Regions from separate parts of the Homo sapiens genome. Here region 2 is linked to region 1. A link is a loop called in an ENCODE intact Hi-C map of the cell type or tissue named here. Cell type or tissue: Calu3. All regions are shown on one strand. Links, peaks and the distances in the headings refer to the core of each region. The heading gives the core; the rest is flanking DNA. Region 1 overlaps CLDN12 (claudin 12). Region 2 overlaps CFAP69 (cilia and flagella associated protein 69).

Region 1 (10,679 bases), core at 850-8,849:
AGTGAGGTTCAAAGGGCTCTCTTGCATGCTATGGCACTGACATAGAAGCTGGCTGGGCTGGAGGGTAATGAGCCACCCAGCAGGTACAGGGGGAATGAACCTCTCCTGGAAAGGGTCCTCTAGTATGTGTGGGGTAACGTGAGTACGCTTTCAGATTGAAGACACTGCTAACCAACAGAAATGGAACAGCTAATTAAGTTACCATCCAGTCCTGTGTTTCTGTGACTTTGATTTACAACTCTTCTGCAGGGACTTTTTAGTTTTTCAGGACAGAAGATCTGACACAAATTCTTTTAAAATCTCTCCTAAAAGAGTTTATTTTATAAAATATTTTGGAGATAGGACTATATTTTTATGCATTTTTTATAAAAATGAAGAGATATGAGATCAGGATAGAGAAGGAAACAAAAAGCATAAATGGGACCAATGAGCTGCATGTTTCAAGATTAGACTCAGGCAATACCTCAGAAATATTGTGGCCTTCTCCTTGCATCATATCAGAAAGTGCATGATGTTGCTTTTTCTTATTATTGGTGACAAACTTGATCACTCAGCTAAGGTTGCCAAGTTTATCCACTATAAAGTTATTTTCCTCTCTGAAATTAATAAGCCATTTTGTACTTTGAGACTAAGCAAATATCCTGCCTCTCATAAAAAATTCAACTAGTTTTAACCCCATTGATGTTTTTCTCATTTTTTTCTCTACTTTTTATTTGGTATTTTACTATAAGAAAGAGCTTTTCTTTCTTCCCCTATTTATATCAGCATGGACATATGGATTTGTATTTTATTCAATGAGTTATAACCCATTACTATCATTTATTTTGATGTTCAGATTGTCCCAGATTTGGCCAATGGGAGCACCTTCAATCTGGCGCCTGTGAAATTTGATAAGCTCCCATGATTCTTTGAGCGTTTCCTCACTTTTTGGCAGAATAAGATGTGCTGGGCCTTGGATAAAACTGGTTGTGTCTGATGGTTCTAAGTAACATGTATTTCTCACTTCTGGTTGGTAAACCAGTCTCTGGTGAACCTGGTTAGCCCGAATGGTTTCTCTACCATTTATTCACCCTCAGTGAACCTGCACAACAGTCCAGAACGGACTGTTGTTCGTTAGTGTAACCCAGTTTGAAGTAGCTTCTGATTTCCAGTGCAACATATGGCTCAGCTATCTAACCTATCAGAGCCACAGGTTTCAGTGAGAAGTGTATGTAAGAACTGCCCCAACACAGGTGTAATCCAAAACTATACATTCATCACAGGTTTCAGAAATGTTGAGGTGACATGCCTGTCAGGACCACTTCTCCTGGTAACCTCGAGCTTTGAAGAGTACGGAAAGTTCCCTCTACTTAACTGTTTGAGAACTGAACTCCCAGTCTCTAAGATCACAGGCTGAGAAAACTCCATTGATGAGGCAAATCTGGCCCACAACTTGTCTCTTTGCAGACTGTTTAAAAAAAAAAGAAAAGGAGAAAAAAAAAAGCCCAGTGAACTGTTAGGACCACAGGACTACTTGGACTACTCTTAGAAATGGATAAAACGTCTTGGCACTTGTGGAATAAAAGTTCCATGTTTTCCAATTCCTTTCTAGTTCCTTTTTCTGAGACAAAGTCTCTGTCACCCAGGCTGGAATGCAGTGGCATGATCTCAGCTCACTGCAACCTTCACCTCCCATGTTCAAGCAATTCTCGTGCCTCAGCCACTCGAGTAGCTGGGATTACAGGTGCACACCACCATGCCTGGCTAATTTTTTGTATTTTTAGTAGAGACAGGGTTTCACCACGTTGGCCAGGATGATCTCAAGGGCCTGACCTCAAGTGATCCGCCTGCCTTGGCCCCCCAAAGTGCTGGGATTACAGGCGTGAGCCACTGCACCCAGCCTTCCAGTTCACACGTTTTAGAGCTTTAAATGGAACTGTCTTTTTCAATTTACATATATCTGAGAAACATTTCTCAAAATATTTCACCTTAAAACACTGAGGAAAAAAACAGAAGCAGAAACTTGTAAAAATACATCTTTTAATAAACATTAAGAAGTACAGCGCACTTTTATTGAGGTTTTACATTGTAGTTTACAGCAAATATACTATCCATTGTAGTGTATATGTACAAGTAAAGTAAACTTAGGTTTGTTTTCTCTCCCATGGCTGGATAAACCAAATCTGATACATCCACATTTAAGGTTGTTTTCCAAGTTGGTTTCCATAAAAGGCCTTTAACAATAATAGGCTTTTAACAACAAAAAGGTATCCCTCCCATCACAATGAGAGCTTGATGAGGGCTCAAAAGTGACTTCAAAAACTGTAAATAATTATTTTCCTTGGACGGCTTTAAAAACAGCTACTGATAGCAAATCAGAAACACTAAAGAAAAAAGACAATAAGGAAACAGCTGTTTGTCTAGTGAATCCATAATAAATACCAATTTGAGGCTATAGATTACAAAGCCAAAATATTCTTATAGGAAAGTTAATGTTTATATTTACAATCCCATGGACTAAAAAAACTGTCTAATATCTTAAAGACTGAGTCTACCTTTATTTAACATTGTTTATACACAAAGACCCAAGGGATGGTAGAATTCTTGATCCTTCTGGACAAAAGCATAGTGAGAGGGGACTGAAATTAACAAAAAGGGAAAATTAACATTAATCTCAAAATTCTACCCATCGTTGTCTTAAAATGATCAAGACTCAGCTACATCTGAGAAAAAGGAAAAGGATCAGAAGTGAAAGAAATCAGAAGCCAGTAATTAAAAAAATCATAACCTTGTGTGCTTTCTACTGACGGCATTTAAAAATTTATACAACTAGATTTATTCGCTATATATATAAACTAGTGTTGGAATTAGGGGAAAAAGTACCAAATACATCTACACAAATACTAGAATCATATTCAGAATTGCAAAAAGGCATAATAATCTGTTTACCATATAACTAGCTGTTTGTAAAATCTGTAATGGTTAATAAAAAATCCTTACGAATATAGTACTAATATGTAGTAAATTACACCAATTAAATAAGCAGCTCAAATTCATAAGGCTAAAGACCCAATATCCCTGAATTTCTAAGTGTTCATCTCAGCTTTAACATGGTTTCATCTAATTGTTACCTCATCAGAAGAGACATTTTTAATAACTCCTCCATCCTTAATACATCATCATACTTTCAGAAGTGGAGAGGGAACAATTTCCCTACCACTTTTGTCCATTCTCATAAATCAGTGTTATTACAAAATCTAGGCTAGCACAGGTGCCTTAAAGGATACAATGGACTGAAGTAAACAGAATTTCAAGGTCCAGGATATTGTTGGTGTTGTACAATTTGTCTGTCTGCCAGAAAGTTGTGTCTCTGGTTGAAATATTCCTGGATCAATGATTAAGAAGTTAAGGCCAACTGCCAACGAAGTCAGATTATTCCCCAACTGCCAGGTAACATTTTGATCTTCTCTATTAAAATGTCTTACTGGATGGAACCAGATCTCATACTTTTCATGTATCCTCTATAGCACCTACTAAAGTGTTAGGCAGAGATATATGCTCAAGGAAATAATCAGTGACGGGGGCGAGAAATGAATCAAGGGTGAATGAATCAAGGTTATGGTAAAGCCATACCTTACTTCACCCATAACTCAAAAGGCAGTCACCAGAGTAAATCTCTAGTGTACTCACTGAAGAACAGACTTCTTGTCCCCTACTAAATTATGTCTGAAAGAGAACAAACCATTATGGCCCTTTTATTTATTTCTCCTAGCCACTAAGAGATTGTATATGGGCACGAGTACTGCTTGATGGAAGATATCTCCAAAAAAGAGTTTTCTGCCTCAGAGGAAACACTAACCTGTCATAAAGCACATTCTAATCCCAATAATACAATTTATGGAATCATTAATGTTAAAAATTATTACATGTTATTCATAAGTAGGTGATATTTAGAATGGTAGTCTTATTCTAACATCGTTAAAATACGTTTTACTTTTAAACAGTGGCATGAGGTAGAAGAAAGTCACAAAAGAAAGTAATCTTCAACATACTGACACCTATTCATACAATTAGCCCCGATAGAAGAGTTACAGCCTTAAGCTAGATTATTGACTACTATTAAAATATTACCCTTACCTGAAATAAATTTCTTATATTTGAAACTGCCTTTTCTTTGCAGTTAAAGGTATTATAGAAAAAGAAAAATACACACTGAAATTTTCATGAAGATTGTATACAACAGCTTCTGCTAACCATCATTCTTTAACATGTTGCTCTACATTACCTCAATTGTGATGCAGGCCTCTTCCACTTAAATAATTAATTAGATATCAATATGAAGGCTAAAATTCCTTCCAGTATAAGAAGCAAAATTTAAAAAATTCACATTTAATATAATATACTTCTCATAAAAACTAGCAGCACTTCATTCTACTAGGACATATAAATTTGGCTTCATTGATTGGTCAAAAACAAAGGAAAATGTATGTAGGTCCAAAAGAGCTCTTTGCACAAGGGGAATGTGAGGCTACAAGAAGTTTTCTTTAACAATTAACTATTTCCCCATTAAGTGGTGTGTGAAACTACTGGAATGTCAATTTCAATGGCAGAGAGGCGAGAGCGTGCTGAATAGGGCTGTGAGTAAGTATGCATACTGGGTGGATGGGAGTACAATGGTTGCCAGAAAGGAGAAGGCAAAGATTTGCATGTACAATACCAAATAAATAGTATAAGGGAAGTCATAAACAGGCCCCCAGCACTAGCAATAGTGACATACACTGCATAGTCAAATGAAAAGACTGGCTCAAACTTCTTGTTCAGATGGATGTTATAAAAGATGACCCAGATAGATGGGGAGAGGCTCACAGTACCTGCCAGGAAAAATAGCAGCCCAGCCACCAGGTGGCAACCTGCACTATTGACCAGACACTTGGCCAGTTTGATGTTGGGCACCGAGGACCTGAAGGCAGTGTTGCACATTCCAATCAGGCAGAGCAGCAGGGCACCCATGGCGATCAGCATGCTGAGGGGTAGGGCAAACTGGAGGACACGCAGGTCCAGCTGGTCAACTGATGAGTACCAAGTAGTGTCGTACATCAGGCAGTCACTGCTCCCGTCATACCGGGCACATTTCACCCACAGGCCTGTGTAAACAGTCAGGTTCTTCTCGTTTCTGTTGAATGTGATCAATCGTAATTTTCTCCAGTTGGGAAGCAGAGTCCCTGCAAAGAGGCCTGCTACTGAGGCGATTCCACACAGGAAGGAAAGGACTGTGGCTGCGTGGACATCCCGACAGCCCATGGCAGGCAAGCTTGTGGAGTACTGTCAGTCAGACTAGGGGGTGACACACAAGAGGACAAATCATGAGGGGACAATAGCAGAACAGAGCAGGAAGGGTGGTGCCAACTGGCAACACATCTAATGATGAAATGTCAATGCAAAGAGGGAAAGTCTCTCCCTTGTTTCCTCTCTGTACAGTACAAATGTATATACATGCAGGTGTGTGTGACCTCAGAGCACAGGTGCACACACATTTGGTTATTACTGACTGGGTCATAGAGCAACTAAAATCTTTAGCCATCGGTATTTTTCTTCACAATTAAAAAAACAACCAAGATAATGTTAAAGTCTCTTACAATCACACCTTCAATCTTCTTTTTGTCAATAATCGTTCTTTCAACACATATACATCAAGCACTCTGTATGTGTCAGGCACTCACACAGCAAGGGCCCACTCATCAATCATCAGTTAGCTACAAACACCACAAATTCAGCCTCAAATGCTCATGCAGCAGGGGTGAAGGTGGCTCATAAAAAGCAAAGGTGTAGGGAAAGAAGCAGTACAGGACAGGGGAATGGTTGAGAGTCAACTCTTAGCAAGGTTGCTTGAATTCTAATCCCCATCTCCTCACTTACTAGCTCACTGACCTTGGGCCAGATTCAGAACTTCCCTGTGCCTCGTTTTCTTCATCTGTGAAATGGAAAAAATAACAGTGCCAACCTTGCAGGGTTGTTCTATGGGTTCAATGAGATAATATAATGTCAAGTGCTTAAAACATGTCTAGAACACAACAAATGCTATGCCAAGTGTTAACTACTTCTTAGCATTCAGTGACCCAGCTCACTGCTTGGCACATCACAGGAGTTCAAAGAACATTCATTGAATGAATGTTAAATAAGAAAAAACAAACTGATCTCATTCCTATGTACTAGGCACACTAGGAAATTATAAAAAGTAAATGAGCTCATCTCCAATGAGTCAGTCAAATGAAAAGATGAGAACAATGGTCCCTGAAATTATTCTGCTTAATTACTTCCTTGTTGATTCAACATGACCCAATTACTTCCTTGTTGATTCAAGATGTAGATTTTCAGGGAAATCTACAGCACTTGTTGGTTATTACTACTACTGTTCATATAAGACGAATGCAAACATTTTTCAAGTAACGACAACCTATTTCTATTAATGCTATTATAAGAAAAACAGTCGCCAGGCCTTTCATTCCAAATTAAAAGGCCATGTTCTTTTTCTGTATATGGCAAACTATAAAAAGCTTGCATCTTATTCAGCTTTAATTTCCTCAAGGGTCTGATATTCACTCTCAAAGCAGGACTCAAATGTATTTTCTCTGCCTTCTATAATGCCTACTATGAGGCAATAGAGCAGACTACTTCAGTAAGGTTTACTTTTTTGTTCAGAGCATGATGAAGGGGCAAGGTTGAGAATAATTTTTATTTCTGAATACAGTTCCATCAACCTTTGCAGAATCAAACATCTGCTGGGATGGTGAAGTTGTGTTTCCAAGCTTTCAGGATCAGAAAGACAATTATGACCAAAATGCTAGGAAGCTGGCTTAGAATGTGATTGTTGCATGAATTCCAGTGGGAGGGCACAATGTTCTTTAGAAAACAATGTTATTTGTATATTTAATCTAGTCATATAATATAGGAATAATTTTTTCTTTTTCTTTCTTTTTTTTTTGAAACAAGTCTTACTCTGTTGCCCAGGCTAGAGTGCAATGACACAATCATGGCTCACTGCAGCCTTGACCTTCCAGGCTCAAGCGATCCTCCCACCTCAGCCTCCTGAGTAGCTGGGACCATAAGCACACGTCACTATGTTCAGCTAATTTTTGTATTTTTTGTAGAGACGGGGTTTTCTCATGTTGCCTAGGCTGGTCTCGAACTCCTGGGCTCAAGCAATCCACCAGCGTCAGCCTCCCAAAGTACTGAGATTACAGGTGTGAACCAGCCCTCCTCCTTCCACCCCCACAATTCTTATTCCCTTTCTTCTTTTCTTTCTTTTAGAGACATGGTTTCACCATGTTGGCCAGGCTGGTCTCGAACTCCTGGCCTCAAGCAATCTTGCTGCCTTGGCCTCCAAAAGTGCTGAAATTACAAGCTGGGATTATAGTCATGAGCAACTGCGCCCAGCCAGAATAATTTTACTAACCAAAAAAATGCCTATGTGTACATACATATATTCAAATATACACAAATAGCATATATAAATGTACAATATAAAAATCAGAGTTTAAGCACAAGTAACCATTTTTAAAGCCCTCAAGTTAAACATGGTTAGTTCTAAGTTTTTCCATTAGTATTAGTTTAGTATTTATTATGTTACCTTCTGTCAGTATTATCAGAAGTAGCAATTTCTTAAGAAAATTTTATGAAAGGGAGAGACTAATTACAGTATTTTTTTCAAGCAAATTGGGAAAAAGCTGTCTTGCTTAATTGTGGCAACCAAACACCTCAGTACAGCAATGGAAACTAGTACAGATTTGAGAATGTTTGCACTGGAAAAAGCTACTAGAAATGCCAAGCTCTAGGATACAGCTCTCTGGTGGTCTTTGCTTATTCATCTGTCTATCTCCCCCATACAACTTGTGTGCCTGGCACACAAGTGATTCTAGGATTATTTGAATAAACGAGTATTGGGCTCTGTACAAAGACCCCAGTAACTCACAAAGGTGGGCCACTGGTAATGAAGAACTGTACAAGGAAGTAGCTATTACTAAGAAGCAATCATTCATTCAGCAAGTACTTACATCATGCTGAGTGTCTAGCATATGCAAAACACTCTGTTAGGCCCTGGAAAGACACCAAGACCACTGATAACTGGACCTTGCTCCCAATGTGTTTATAGAGACTTGTGGAAAGAAACGGCTGTCTTATGTAAACTCAAAGTGTTGGTGGTGAATCAACTGTATAATTACTACGTATCAAGTGATTATTGTTAGGTGTTAAGCAAAGTGAATAAGGTACCTGTTCATAAAAATTTATCAGGCAGGAGTTAAAGACTGAGAAATGAAGGAGAATAAGGATTTGATTAAAGTTGTGAAGACATAGGAAAAAGGTTCCCTCGTTTCTTTCAAGCTTCAGAAGTCTTCAGATAACCCACTCAAAGTCCTAATGCAATCACAATTCCTTCTTGCTTTCAGAAGTAATATACTGGCTGGGCGAATTGGCTCATGCCTGAAATCCCAGCACTTTGGGAGGCCAAGGCTGGTAGATCACTTGAGGTCAGGAGTTTCAGACCAGCCTGGTCAACATGGTGAAACCCCATCTCTACTAAAAATACAAAAACTAGCCAGGCATGGTGGCACGTGCCTGTAATCCCTGCTACTCAAGAGGCTGAGGCAGGAGAATCGCTTGAACCCAGGAGGTGGAGGTTGCAGTGAGCCAGATCACACCACTGCACTCCAGTCTGGGTGACAGAGCACGAGACTCTGTCTCAAAACAAACAAACAAACAAACAAACAGGAACAAAAAACAAAAGTAGTATAGAAATAATTGGAATTTCAATGTAATTGAGATTTCTCCAATCAAACTGCCCTGTAACACTGATTCCTGAAATGTAAATGGAGTGAGAAACAAGATCAGGATGTATAACTCCATTATTAATAAATTCCAGGCCAGGTGCTGTGGCTCATGCCTGTAATTCCAGCACTTGGGGAGGCTGCGGTGGGAGGATAGCTTGAGCCCAGGAGTTTGAGACCAGATTGGGCAACATAGCGAGACCCCATCTCTACAAAAAAAAGAAAAATTAATTATTAAGAAAAATAAATAAATTCCTATAATTCTTAGCCTATAGACTATCAAATGACATTAATGAAGAGAGGTACGACAATATATATTTCAGTAGTAAGTGCTTTTAACTATATTCTGCATCAAATCAATACAAATATTATATTGGTTCTCTGAAATTGCCTTTGATGAAGCATTCTTAGCTCAGATCTCAGGGATGGACAGAGGCCTATCTATACAGAGTCAACAAGGATACCACGGCACTTTTTCAGAAGGGAAGTACTATTAACCTTAATTCTTAAGCTAAATTTTGGCCTGATACTGGAATTAATGTCTAGCTTCTTTTGGCTACTTCACCTTGTATGCCCTGTTCTTAATTTCAAATGCCTATGATTTGATAAGTCATATATCCCACCAGAGAGATAAAGTAATTTCTTTTAAGACAGGGTCTTACTCTATCACCCAAGCTGGAGTGCAGGGCATGATCACAGCTCACTAGATTTCAGTGAGCTGAGATCCTGGGCTCAAGTAATCCTCCTGCCTCAGCCTCCTGAGTAGCTGGGATAACAGGTGCATGCCACCATGCCAGACTAATTTTTAAGTTTTCCCTAGAGATGGGGTCTTGCTGTGTTGCCCAGGCTGGTCTTGAACTCTTGGGCTCAAGCAATCCCCCCACCTCCACCTTTCAAAGGGCTGGGATTACAAAAGTAAGCCACCATGCCTGAAGTAAAATTTTATAGGATAGTTTGGGGAAAGAATATGTTTGATGTTTTAAAACAAAGATAATGCTGACTTCCCGATTAGGATTTGTTCATACTTGCAAGGGTAAAAAGACCTCTACTCTTGTGCTGTGTCAATTAGTTTTAATCCACAATAATTTTTTTCAAATGCAAACCTCATCCGCCATTCCATTTCTTACCATTCAATAAGTTCCCATTTCCCACAGAATAAAATCTCTAAAGTTTCAACTCCTCCCCATAGCTTACACCACCTGATTCCTACCAAATTCTCAACCTTCGTATGTGCCACTCTCCCACCCCACACACTACAGTCTATGCAGCCAAACCACATTTCTTTTGACTTCCCAAATTTTCCACTTTCTGATTTGGTTAAGGGCCTTCCCTCATGGTCTTTCTCCTAGAACTTTCTTAATTCCAACCTATTCTTTGCTTGGCTAATATTTACTCATTCTTCTAGTGTCCAGGGAGGCTTGTCCTAAACCTCCCCCTGTCCCTGGTTATATGCTGTGGTAGCACTTTTGCACTTTTTCTTCTGTAGCAGTGATCATTCTTATAACTCCTTGTTCAGTGTAGTTTTCTTTCCCATCAGACTGTGAATTCCAGGGACAGAGATCCCTTTGTTTTGTTCACTGTTCCCTATACTGGCACATAAAAGGCACTCGATTATTTGCTGAATGAATGAACAAACAAATGGAGGTTCTGTATAACTCTGGTCAGAATACAGACAGAAATTTAGTCTCAGTTCCATTCACTTCATTTGAGAGAATTCACACCACCCTGTGTTCTGATACATCCAGACTGTTTCTAGACTGTGCCCCTGCTTTCTCCTTTTTGGCCAAAAGACTCCCATTTTACAAAACAACATTCATTTTCTTACCCCAGAAACCTGTGATTAGCAAAGACAAGGCCATCCTTAGGTACCTACATGCA
Region 2 (10,679 bases), core at 1,819-9,818, 100 kb after region 1:
TTGTTTGCCCATGAATAGTTCATAAGAAAGCCATTTAACCCTGTAATTATTCATATTACATTTGTTGAAGAAATTTTAAACATCAGACATGTATTTAGGCTTTTGAAATTAATTTTTTCAATAGGGTTGTATAAAAGCAGGAAATTTAAGAGTCATATTGGAATGAATATTAACAATTTCTTCTTTTAAATCTTACAGGACTAGATTTTACAAAATGAGAGTATTACATTTAAGAGAAAACATGTAAAATACCTCAAGCAAGATGACAGCGACCTGAAAACTTGTATTTATGAGGTCAAATATTTCTTGTCATAGTTATACAAATTATTTAATACTGATAAACGTTGTTTTTTGTTGTAATTGCTTTATTGCTATTGAATTATTCCAATATTTTCAGATAATTTCTCAATTTTTTACTTAGAAGGTGTCTTTTTAAAGTGTCTTTGTTTTAAAGAAAACATCAGTTAAAAGGCAAATGTGATATATTTTTTAGATACAATAGTCAATGGAATAAAATTGTAACCAATTTTATAAGGTATCTTATATATTAATATTGACTATTAAACTGTGCCAAAACTAATGGCAGTATTATCCTAAAAAGTAATATTTAATGTAGTATATTTTGTGGTTTCTGAAATGTACATTTCATTACCAAGCCATCTTCTATATTAAAGTATTTTTCTATGCATTAAGGACTAAAACCTTTTTATGTTCTCATTTTTATTGTCTTTGTTTTGAAAAAGGAACAATAAACAAAGACAGAAACTTCATTTCAGTAAAGTACAATTTGATAGAATTTTTGTGTTAGCTGAGTTATTTTTTATATTGCCTATTTATATCTCACATCTTATTTCAAAAAGGATGTGAAGCTTTAAAGAAATATACCGAAGAAAAGGAAAACATGAAGTAGTGGAGGAAATTGGAACATTGGGACATGAAGACAGGGAAGTAATACAATGGAGTTACGGTTTAGATTAATACTTTTTGAATGCATGTCGTAAAAGCCTATACCTTTGATAAAGGGTGCCTATAAATTTGGTCTGTTTCCCACTTCTCCTAGTGAAGAGGGACACATGAACAGTTTCAAGATTCACATGCTTATAAGAAAAACCAAACCATATGTTCAACAGAGGTCCAGCCTTTTCCAGGACAAAGAATCAATGAAAATCTCACCCATAGGTTTTCACAGTGGCTACCATGGTTTACAACACTGGTTTCAAGTATCCTTACAATGACAGATTCTCTCCTTTACAGTCTGATTCCAGTACACTCAAACTCAAATATAAAAAGTTTTAAAATCGGCTAAAATAATACTGAACAAGTAACGAACTGCCTGATGGTTTGACTTGATCCAAGAATAAGCTGAATTAAAGGAGGGACGTTCTTTGCATTATTGACCACTTTCAAATTCTGATGATGTATAGACCATTTATTAGGGGTTTTATATATAAACACTCTTAAAATTACATTTTGCATGTAATTTCAGGGGGCTGCATAAACCCCAGGTTAGGAATTTTCAATATTAAAGGACCTCATAGCGTTCGGCAATATTATTTCATATAACCAATTTTGCATGAGTAGCAGATAATATAAGATTGTAGGGCTAATAATTTCCTAGATTGAAAACTTCTTATCTTGCCAATTAAGGGTGGATCCCTAAGCTCAGAAAATCAACTGGTTGGAGGGTAGGGCTAATTAATGTTCTCATAAAAATGACCAGACAGCGTGTAAACATGAGTGATTTTATGTCCATTAAGCTTTTGATTTGTGGAATTTATATGACAAATAATTAGTCTGATATGAGTTTTTAAATTTCAACATATTTTCATATTGACACTTTATTACTGTTTAGCTCTAATCGAAAAGTGATGATTCATTTGAGAGGAGTCACATTTATGTGACAGGAGTAAAAAGTTGAGTTAATCTTGCCAAGAACTTTCCTGTCCTTTCTCATCTCCATATTGAACATCTGTGTTCTTTATCATTAAACTGCTTTTGGTCTAAAAAAAAAAAAATGACCTGACAGCTATCCACCTAGAATTCATTTCCTGCAGAGGAGCCGAAGTGGTACCTAGAGGCAGTATTACAGTTTTCCTCAAAAAAAACAGTTCTCTTTTACAGTCTGTGGGCAAATGATTGAAGCTCAAAAGTTCAATGCTGTAAAGTGAGACCATGTACTTTTAGTCTAAAAAATTGTTCAACCAGTTGTCCTCAATCACTCATAGTTGTCATGACAATTTTATTGCAGCGATGATAAACATTTTAGCTTAAATCAATAAAATTAGTCTTCCAGTTAATGGCAAAATGGTTTTCTAGTTCTTTTAATTGAATTTACATACTACATTGGGTTAAAAATAAGAACATTTGCTAAACTGGGCAATCTGGTTTTAAAACAACTCATCTTAAGCTTTTTGATGATGATTACATACCGTAAATTCCTCCCCGTTTTTGGCACAAATAGTGTCATCTGCATATAAAAAAACTTTTTCTTTCTGTTCATCATTCATTCATTCAACAAATATTCATTAAGCTTTAGGGTATATTAGTGAACAATCCAGACGTAATCTTTGACTCACAGAGTTGACACTGAAGTGGGACAATGCAGGGATAGACTGAAAGATCTAATTCAAAAGCAATTTTATGATATCAAAATAGAAGATAAAAAAGAAGGTGGTCAAAATGAAGCTGAATTGGGACAATATGTATTTCTCTTTTGTCCTATTCAAAATCATTTGACAGTCTAGAGATCATTTTAAAAAACAAACCACCAATTCTTGCAGTGGTACCATGGTAAAGATTCAGTTTCACAGCTTTGGGTTTATGCTGAGCTCATTTGGCTTAGCTCATAACCGATTATTTTTCAGAGAGCTTAAGGCTGAGGAGAAAAAAGGTGGCAAAGGATCTAATATTGACCCCACAAATATTTCTTCATAAGATGATACAAGGGATAATAATTATCTATGTCTAAAGTTCCTCTGCTGTTTCTATCGAATCTTTATTTTTTCTTTTTTTGAGACGGAGTTTCGCTCTTGTTGCTCAGGCTGGAGTGCAATGGCGTGATCTTGGCTCACTGCAGCCTCCGCCTCCCGGGTTCAAGTGACTCTCCTGCCTCAGCCTCCCAAGTAGGTGGGATTATAGGCACCTGCCACCATGCCCAGCTAATTTTTTGTAGTTTTAGTAGAGACAGGGTTTCACCAGGTTCACCAGTCTGGTCTCAAACTCCTGACCTCAGATGATCCACCTGCCTCTGCCTCCCAAAGTGCTGGGATTACAGGCGTAAGCCACCAAGCCTGGCCAGAATCTTTTTTAAACTTTAAATAAACTTTTAATTTTGTTTATTTTTTAAACTTTTGTTTTAGGTTCAGGGGTACACATACAGGTTTGTTCTATAGGTAAACTCATTTCACGGGGGTTTGTTGTACAGATTATTTTGTCACCCCGGTACTAAGCCTAGTACTCAATAGTTATTTTTCCTGATCCTCTCCCTCTTCCCACTCTCCACCAATCAAGTAGGCCTCAGTGCCTGTTGTTCCGCATTTTGTGTCCATGAGTTCTCATCATCTAGCTCCCACTTAAGTGAGAACATGCGGTATTCGGTTTTCTGTTCCTGTGTTGGTTTGCTAGGGATAATGGCCTCCACCTCCATCCATGTTCTTGCAAAAGACATGATCTCATTCTTTTTATGGCTGCATAGCATTCCATGGTGTATATGGACCACATTTTCTTTATCCAGTCTGTCATGATGGTCATTTAGGTTGATTCCATGTCTTTGCTATTGTAAATAGTGCTGCAGTGAACATTCATGTGCGTGTGTCTTTACGGTAGAATGATTTATATTCCCCTGAGCATATACTCAGTCATGGGATGGCTGGGTCGAATAGTAGTTCTGTTTTTAGCTCTTTGAGGAATTGCCACACTGCTTTCCACAATGGTTGAACTAATTTACACTCCCAGCAACAGTGTATAAGCATTCTCTTTTCTCTGCAACCTCGCCAGCATCTGTTGTTTTTTGACTTTTTAATAACAGTCATTCTGACTGGTGTGAGATGGTATCTCATTGTGGTTTCATAGCATTTCTCTAATGATCAGTGATATTGAGCTTTTTTTTCATACGCTTGTTGGCTCCATGTATGACATCTTTTGAAAAGTGTCTGTTCATGTCCTTTGCCCACTTTTTAATGTTTTTCTTCTTGTAAATTTGATAAACTTTTCATTTTAAAATAGTTTTAAAGCAGGGGGGGGAGCGATAGCATTGGGAGATATACCTAATGCTAGATGATGAGTTAGTGGGTGCAGCGCACCAGCATGGCACATGTATATATATGTAACTAACCTGCACATTGTGCACATGTACCCTAAAACTTAAAGTATAATAATAATAAAAAATACCAAACTGTAAAAAAAAAAAAAAAGTTTTAAATTTGCAGAGAAGTTGCAAGGATGGTACAGAGTTCCTATATACCTCTCATCATTTTTTTTTCTTTTTCTTTTTTTTTGGCAGGGTCTTGCTCTGTCAGTGGTGCAATCACGGCTCACTGCAACTTCAACCTCCTGGGCTCAATTGATCCTCCTATCTCAGCCTCCCAAATAGCTGGAACTACGGTTGTGGTCTACACCACCACTCCCAAATAATTTTTGTATTTTTTTGTAGAGTCAGGATTGCACTCCATTGCCCAAGCTGGTCTCCAACTCCTGGACCCAAGTGATCTGCCTGAGTCAGCCTCCCAAGTGCTGGGATTACAGGCCTGAACCACTGTGCCTGGCCCCATGTTTATTCTTATTGTTAATATCTTAACATTATATATGTCACAACTAATACACTGAAACCAATACAATATTAACTAAACTTCCTATTTTATTCAGATTTCAGTAGTTTTTCCCTAAGCTCCTTTTTTGTTATTGTTGTTCCAGGATCCCACGTTACACCGAGTTGTCATGTCTTCTGAGGTTCCTGTGGGTTGTGACAATGTCTCAGACCATGTTTTTGATGACCTTGACAATTTTGAGTACTGGTCAGGTATATTGCAAAATGCCCCTCAATTTGGGTTTGCCTGATGTCTTTGTTTGACTGGGATTATAGGTTTTTGGGATGAAGACCACAGAGGTAAAGTATCATACTCAACACGTCATATCAAAGGCACATGTCATTGACGTGACTTGCCATTGGTGGTGTTTAACCTTGGCTTAGGTAGTGTTTGCCAGTTTTCTTCATTGTAAAGTTTCTTTCCACTTTCTTTCTATATTACATCCTCTGGAAAGAAGTCACTAAGCATAACCCATACTTGAGAATGGGTAGTTATCTTCTACCTTCTTGAGGAGGGAATATCTACATAAATCATTTAGAATTCTTTGTATGGAGGCTTCCCCCACTTTCTCTCTCCCTTCCTTCCTTTTTTCCCTTCCTTTCATCATTTATTTATATCAGTATGGATTTATGAACATTTGTTTATACTTTGGTTTATAATCCAACACTACATTATTGATTTGTTCAAATCATTCCAGCTTTGGCCACTGGGAGCTCAGTAAGATGCTCCAGACTCATATATTTCTGCGCCAGCCTTAGAATTAGCCATTTCTCCAAGAAGCCCTGGCTCATTTTATTGGAGAATGATACTGGAAACCAAAGTTGGGGTATTGGGTCTATCTATAGAATTTTGACCTGATAGTACCAGGACAGTTCCTGGATGTCAGGGTCTGCTATTCTTTCTCAGAAAGCATCCCTGACATTTTCCTTGAAAGGCAACTAAATATAAGCAATAAAAAATGGTTGCTAATGAAACTAATGTAAGTTAAGGTTGTGTTGGCAGAATGTGTGTAAAAATGAGAGGAACTACATTGATCCTGCTCACCTGAAAAATCTTTGATCTGTTTGGTCACAGTTTAGAGGAGTATTAACAAATTGTAGCACTTCAGATGGAGCTGACCAGATTCATACATTCTAGAAACTACATTATCAGAAGAATGATGAAAGAAACTGGATATCTGACCTCAAAAGACTTAAGGTGGATAATATAGTTGTATATAAAATACTTTATGTTCCATAAGGCAGACTGATGATGCCAGATGGATGAAAGTTATTCACCTAATTATTCACTAATTTTTCACTCAATGTAAGTCAGCACTGTCTGACAATTAGTTTAACCATGCTAGAATGAGCTCCCCCATGTGGTAAAAGTCTCATTACTGAGATTGTTGAAGCTACTTTTATCTGTGCTCACTGAATTCCACACTTTTATTCTTTTGACTTCCTTTTCATTCAGTTGGTTAGTAAAAGTTTCAGTTTGAAAGCTTCAAATTTTGTCTCACCTGACTAATGTAAGAAAATATACCATCCTTCTCTCAGCCGGCAGGATCGGGTAGGCATCATGTCCCCTAGGGCTCAGGGGTGGTGTGAGAATATAGGATGTGATGAGAGACAGAGACTTAGAGTTAGTGATATTGTGAGAAAGAGTCACTCACTCACTGTGTGGTGGCTGGAATTATAATATGCAAACTTGGGTGAATCTGTCTACCAAGTGCAAGTGTCTGTATTAAGGAACATTACTGCTTTCCATCAACTTACACTTATTTGTCTATTAAATAGCTGCTACATAATAATCTGCCCTGTTTTACCTTTCTTCTTGCTGATGGGCAAAATACATGGAAGAAGAAAGGTTCACAGACATCAGAAATTGTCTAGATTACAGTCCTAATCAATCTGAGACATTTAGTTGTACTACATACAAAAATGATACTCAAGCAAGTAATACTATTTCCACACCTTGGTTATATTCATGTAGTAGTATTTATGCCTCACCATTTTGGAGAAAATCTATCATGTTATGAAGTAAATACATTTAAACTAACATGTTGTCTGTGTTGAGCATTACTTGTGTAGTATTTTGTTGGCTGAATCTTCCCTTTGAGCTCAGTACTTTGCTGCATTTGCAGAGCTCAAGGGAAAGACTGCCAGTAGCTGAGGCCACCATCACATTATCTAATAATTTATTTCCGGAGATACTAAGTACAATAATTAATGAGATATGGTCTCTACCTTGTTCTTAGAGAGCTTATAGTCTACAAAATGGAGCAAAGATTCATTGTTAGCCATGGACACTTCACATCAATTCAAGTGTACCTAAGATGTATCTGGTATTTTTTGTATGGGCATCTCGTTGTATGCTCCTACCCATGCTTAGGGTTCCCTGTGAAGGAAAGAAACAAATTATGCCTTCTAATATCTTCTTGAAGGTGGTAGACTAGAGAAAGGGATTCAGGAGAGAACAAAGCTCACTGATAAGCTGATGCATGTTATCTACTCCTATGGGGCACAAGAGGATGGGCATCTGGGCCAGGGTGAGAAGCCGCCAATCTAAGGTGAACTGGCAACTCATTCTAATTAGAACAATGACAAGAGCTGCAACCCCTACCTCTCAATGAAGATGCTACTGTCTTCACAGACAGGATAATGGAAAATCCCTAGAGGAATGTGAGTTGGGGGAAGAGGAGGAAGAGGAGGAGGAGGAAAGAAGAAGGAGGAAAATGTGGGTACATTGAGGTGATAGAGCCTGCTCTTATCTAATAATGAAAGAACCTATCTATGTTTTCCCAACCATGTATTCAATGGCATCATGTTGGTAGCTTGAGATTGGTAATAGTGGCAGTATTTATACTGTGTGAATTGGTGAGAACATGATGTAAATCAGGGCTTTTCCCTCCTGGAAAGCTAGTTATCCATTTACCAGTACACTGCTGAGTGTGCCCCATGGGCCCAGAATCTAGACTCAAATTCCAGTTTATTTTCCTAAGAAACAGGTCCTTGTCTCTCTGATTCCTGGACATGAACTCATGTCCTTTGTGGCTTCCAGGCTGGAGGAGGGGTGTGAAGGGAATGAAGGCAGGAGAGGGAGACTTCATAAGGGCATCCAGGGACACAGATTTGCTCTATGTCCAGCATAAAGGCATTTATCTCCTATTCTTTGACAAGATACCTCTACTACCAAATGAGGGAAAACACTTCCCCCATTACACCTTTCCCTTCCCCATTAAAGAAGAGAAGTAGCATTAGAGTTTGCTTTGTATATTTATATATTAAGAGTAAAACCAGCTGCATTTTTTTTTCTTTTTTACCATTTGGCTCATGACTAACATTTGCTTTTATAGCAGAGAAAACATAATTTTATTTTGACCAACATACTTGTTGCAGAGTTATTGTTTATCTTGCTGCCCAATATTCATATATACTTGCTTCTGATAATAGTACCCTGATTCCCCACTCTATCCATATGTTTTGGATGGAGTTGCCCTGCTTCTGGCTCCAGGAATAGGCAGTACTCAGCCATGGCCAAAGTCATGGTGAATGGCTCAGGACTACCGTAGGCATGTGGGCAATCAGGGGTCCTGAGATGCATAGGCAGCTGCAGAAACCACAGAGACACAGGCATGAACCTAAGAGAATGTAAGCCAGGAGCTGCTAGGGAAGGAGAAGATCCTACTCATATAGTTTTAGTCCTTAGATTCAGCAATGCCTGTAGTCTAAATTCCTCCTAGATTTGATAGGTATAGAGCCTGTAAGAAATTTTTTTTCTGACTTAAACTAGTTAGAATAGTTCACATGCAACCAACAGAGTCCTAACTGATGTACTATGTTTTACAATTTCACTTAGTAAAATTGGTAGCCTTTCCAAAGAAACTGATGACAACTCTTCTGATATTACATGTTGATGTTTTCCATAAAAATAAATTATATGTCCTTTTATTTTTATAGTATTTTACTAAAATATTTATACTAAAATACTTATTCTAAAATATTGGCTTTACATATGTATAAAGATATATTCAGCTAAAAAATTATAAGCTGACTTTATTTCAAAAAGTCTCTATAGTATATTACGTAGGAATACTCTTTTTTGGTGCATCCACAATTTTAACTGCTTTCACCCTCTGCAAGGCTCCTCCTCGAATGGGCAGTTTTTTAAGAGCAATATCCGTATCAACCAGAGGTCCTCCTACTAATCGGGCAGGAGTGCTTTCCACTGTTACTACTCCACCAGAGGGCACCTAAAAAGGCAAAAGGTAAATATCTAAAAGTCCATTTACACAATTTTCAACAAGAGAAAAACTCATTCATCCTTCAGCTTACTTTTGAAAAGACACAAATGTAATGAATAACTAGGAGGCAGTTATGGTATAATAGAAAGATAAGGGCATCGGAGCCAGGAAAAGTAGGTTTGAATTCTATTTCTATTGCTTATCAGCTTTGTAACTGGGGGCAAATTAAGTCTAGCAGAGGATACCAGGAACACTTGGGATCTACTCGCCAGGAAAAGGGGAAGCACTGCGTCTTTTCTGTTAAAGAGATATAAGGACAATTATAAGCTGACTAGTGTTTATAGCAGTTTCTTAGAAATCCTGGAGGGCTGGGCCTACTCTAAACCAGAACCGGGCAAAAGTGGATATACATTGGAGATAAATATGCCTTAATGATGTGAAATTTGAACAGCAAAAAGAAAAAATGTGAGATGAAAATCCCATTGACATAATATTTTGGGGGCCTAAGTTTTTTTTTTATTAATTTTTTTAACTTCTAATTTTTAAATTTAAAATTTTTTTTGAACAGTTTTATTGAGATATAATTCAATACCACACAATCCATCCATTTAATGGGTAAAATTCAATGGTTTTCAGTATATTTGCACAGTTGTTCAAACACTCTAAATTTAATGTCTATTAAGAAAATGTTATGGAGAAAGAATCTTACCGTTGTGTTAAGGCCTTTAATATGTGTTTGGTGAAATATTGCATTTTGTGGTCGTTTATGGTATCTGGAGGCTTCTATAGCTTTTTCTTGAAGGCTTTTTGCTTTCTGAGGATTTTTAAATTAGAAAGAAAATATTAATTGCTATTAAATCAGTAATGATGGTACTTACAATGAAAAACATATTTAATTGTGTCTGGCTTATGCTTTGGTTGTTTATTAGATAGCGCTGAAATCTGCATTTACTCATTTAGACTAAAAAGACAGTTATTAGTAAGTTAGATACTTTGCACATTGAAGAAGACTCCAGTCACCTAAAAGTCTTCCAGAGATTTCTGGAAGTAGTCCAAGAAATCCATATATGACCAAGGAGTCAAGCAGATCCTGAAGAAATCAGGTTCAATTTTTAGCACATAATTTAATAAGCTATTAAATTTATATCAGGTGATGCATATTGCAAAACATATTGCATAAATTACCAACTGATTAAGTACACTTAAATGTTTTAAGCATTCAGAATAATATAAATTATGTAATTCATTGCAGTTATATTTAAGCTATTTGAAGTTATTTTCAAGGTATTTGCTACACTAAACAAGTGAAATGTGAAGTAATAAATGACCTGCAGGAAAGGAGCTGATTTTCATTAACTAGTGCTAAAAATACAGGCAGTTAGGAAGACATTTTATAAGTAGAATTGGGAAGAACTTTCAGTGAACAGGGAGATAACTTGGTACCTTGAGTGAGCTTGTTCTTAAATTTGGTTTTGCTATCTTAATATGGTTCCACCGTCTTGTGGACTAACTTAACATTTAGCAATTTTATATCTATAGGAAGTATTGAAACATTAGGTAAAGTCTATCCAAAGTATCAGAAATGAAGGAGAGATTTTTTAAAAAGTGTATCCAAGATATTAATGGAAAAGGGTGGGGAAAAGTAATGA

What was found. Hi-C counts contacts between places; a loop is a spot of excess contacts. Peaks named below come from ENCODE experiments on the same cell type or tissue, not always from the same donor. Only the 100,000 strongest peaks of a DNase experiment are listed, where the experiment ranks them.
Region 2: a loop joins it to region 1, with 10 times the contacts of the local background. A loop is called at or near these places in 51 of 110 quality-filtered maps.

Annotation. Positions count from the first base shown.
Region 1 is chr7:90,407,278-90,417,956 of GRCh38, reverse strand. It overlaps CLDN12 (claudin 12), which reads right to left. Exons shown (of 4, transcript NM_001185072.3): 3 at 5,908-5,950; 4 at 2,003-5,313. The coding sequence starts at 5,280. The coding sequence ends at 4,546. Among named protein-coding and RNA genes, the nearest start is that of CLDN12, 9.2 kb to the right of the region's middle. In Calu3, for the core only: no CTCF peak of the experiment used is centred there; a DNase peak (open chromatin) is centred at 4,896.
Region 2 is chr7:90,308,428-90,319,106 of GRCh38, reverse strand. It overlaps CFAP69 (cilia and flagella associated protein 69), which reads right to left. Exons shown (of 23, transcript NM_001039706.3): 22 at 9,740-9,844; 23 at 8,044-9,039. The coding sequence ends at 8,869. FAM237B (family with sequence similarity 237 member B) reads left to right here. Exons shown (of 3, transcript NM_001384237.2): 3 at 1-2,300. Among named protein-coding and RNA genes, the nearest start is that of FAM237B, 7.5 kb to the left of the region's middle. In Calu3, for the core only: no CTCF peak of the experiment used is centred there; no DNase peak of the experiment used is centred there.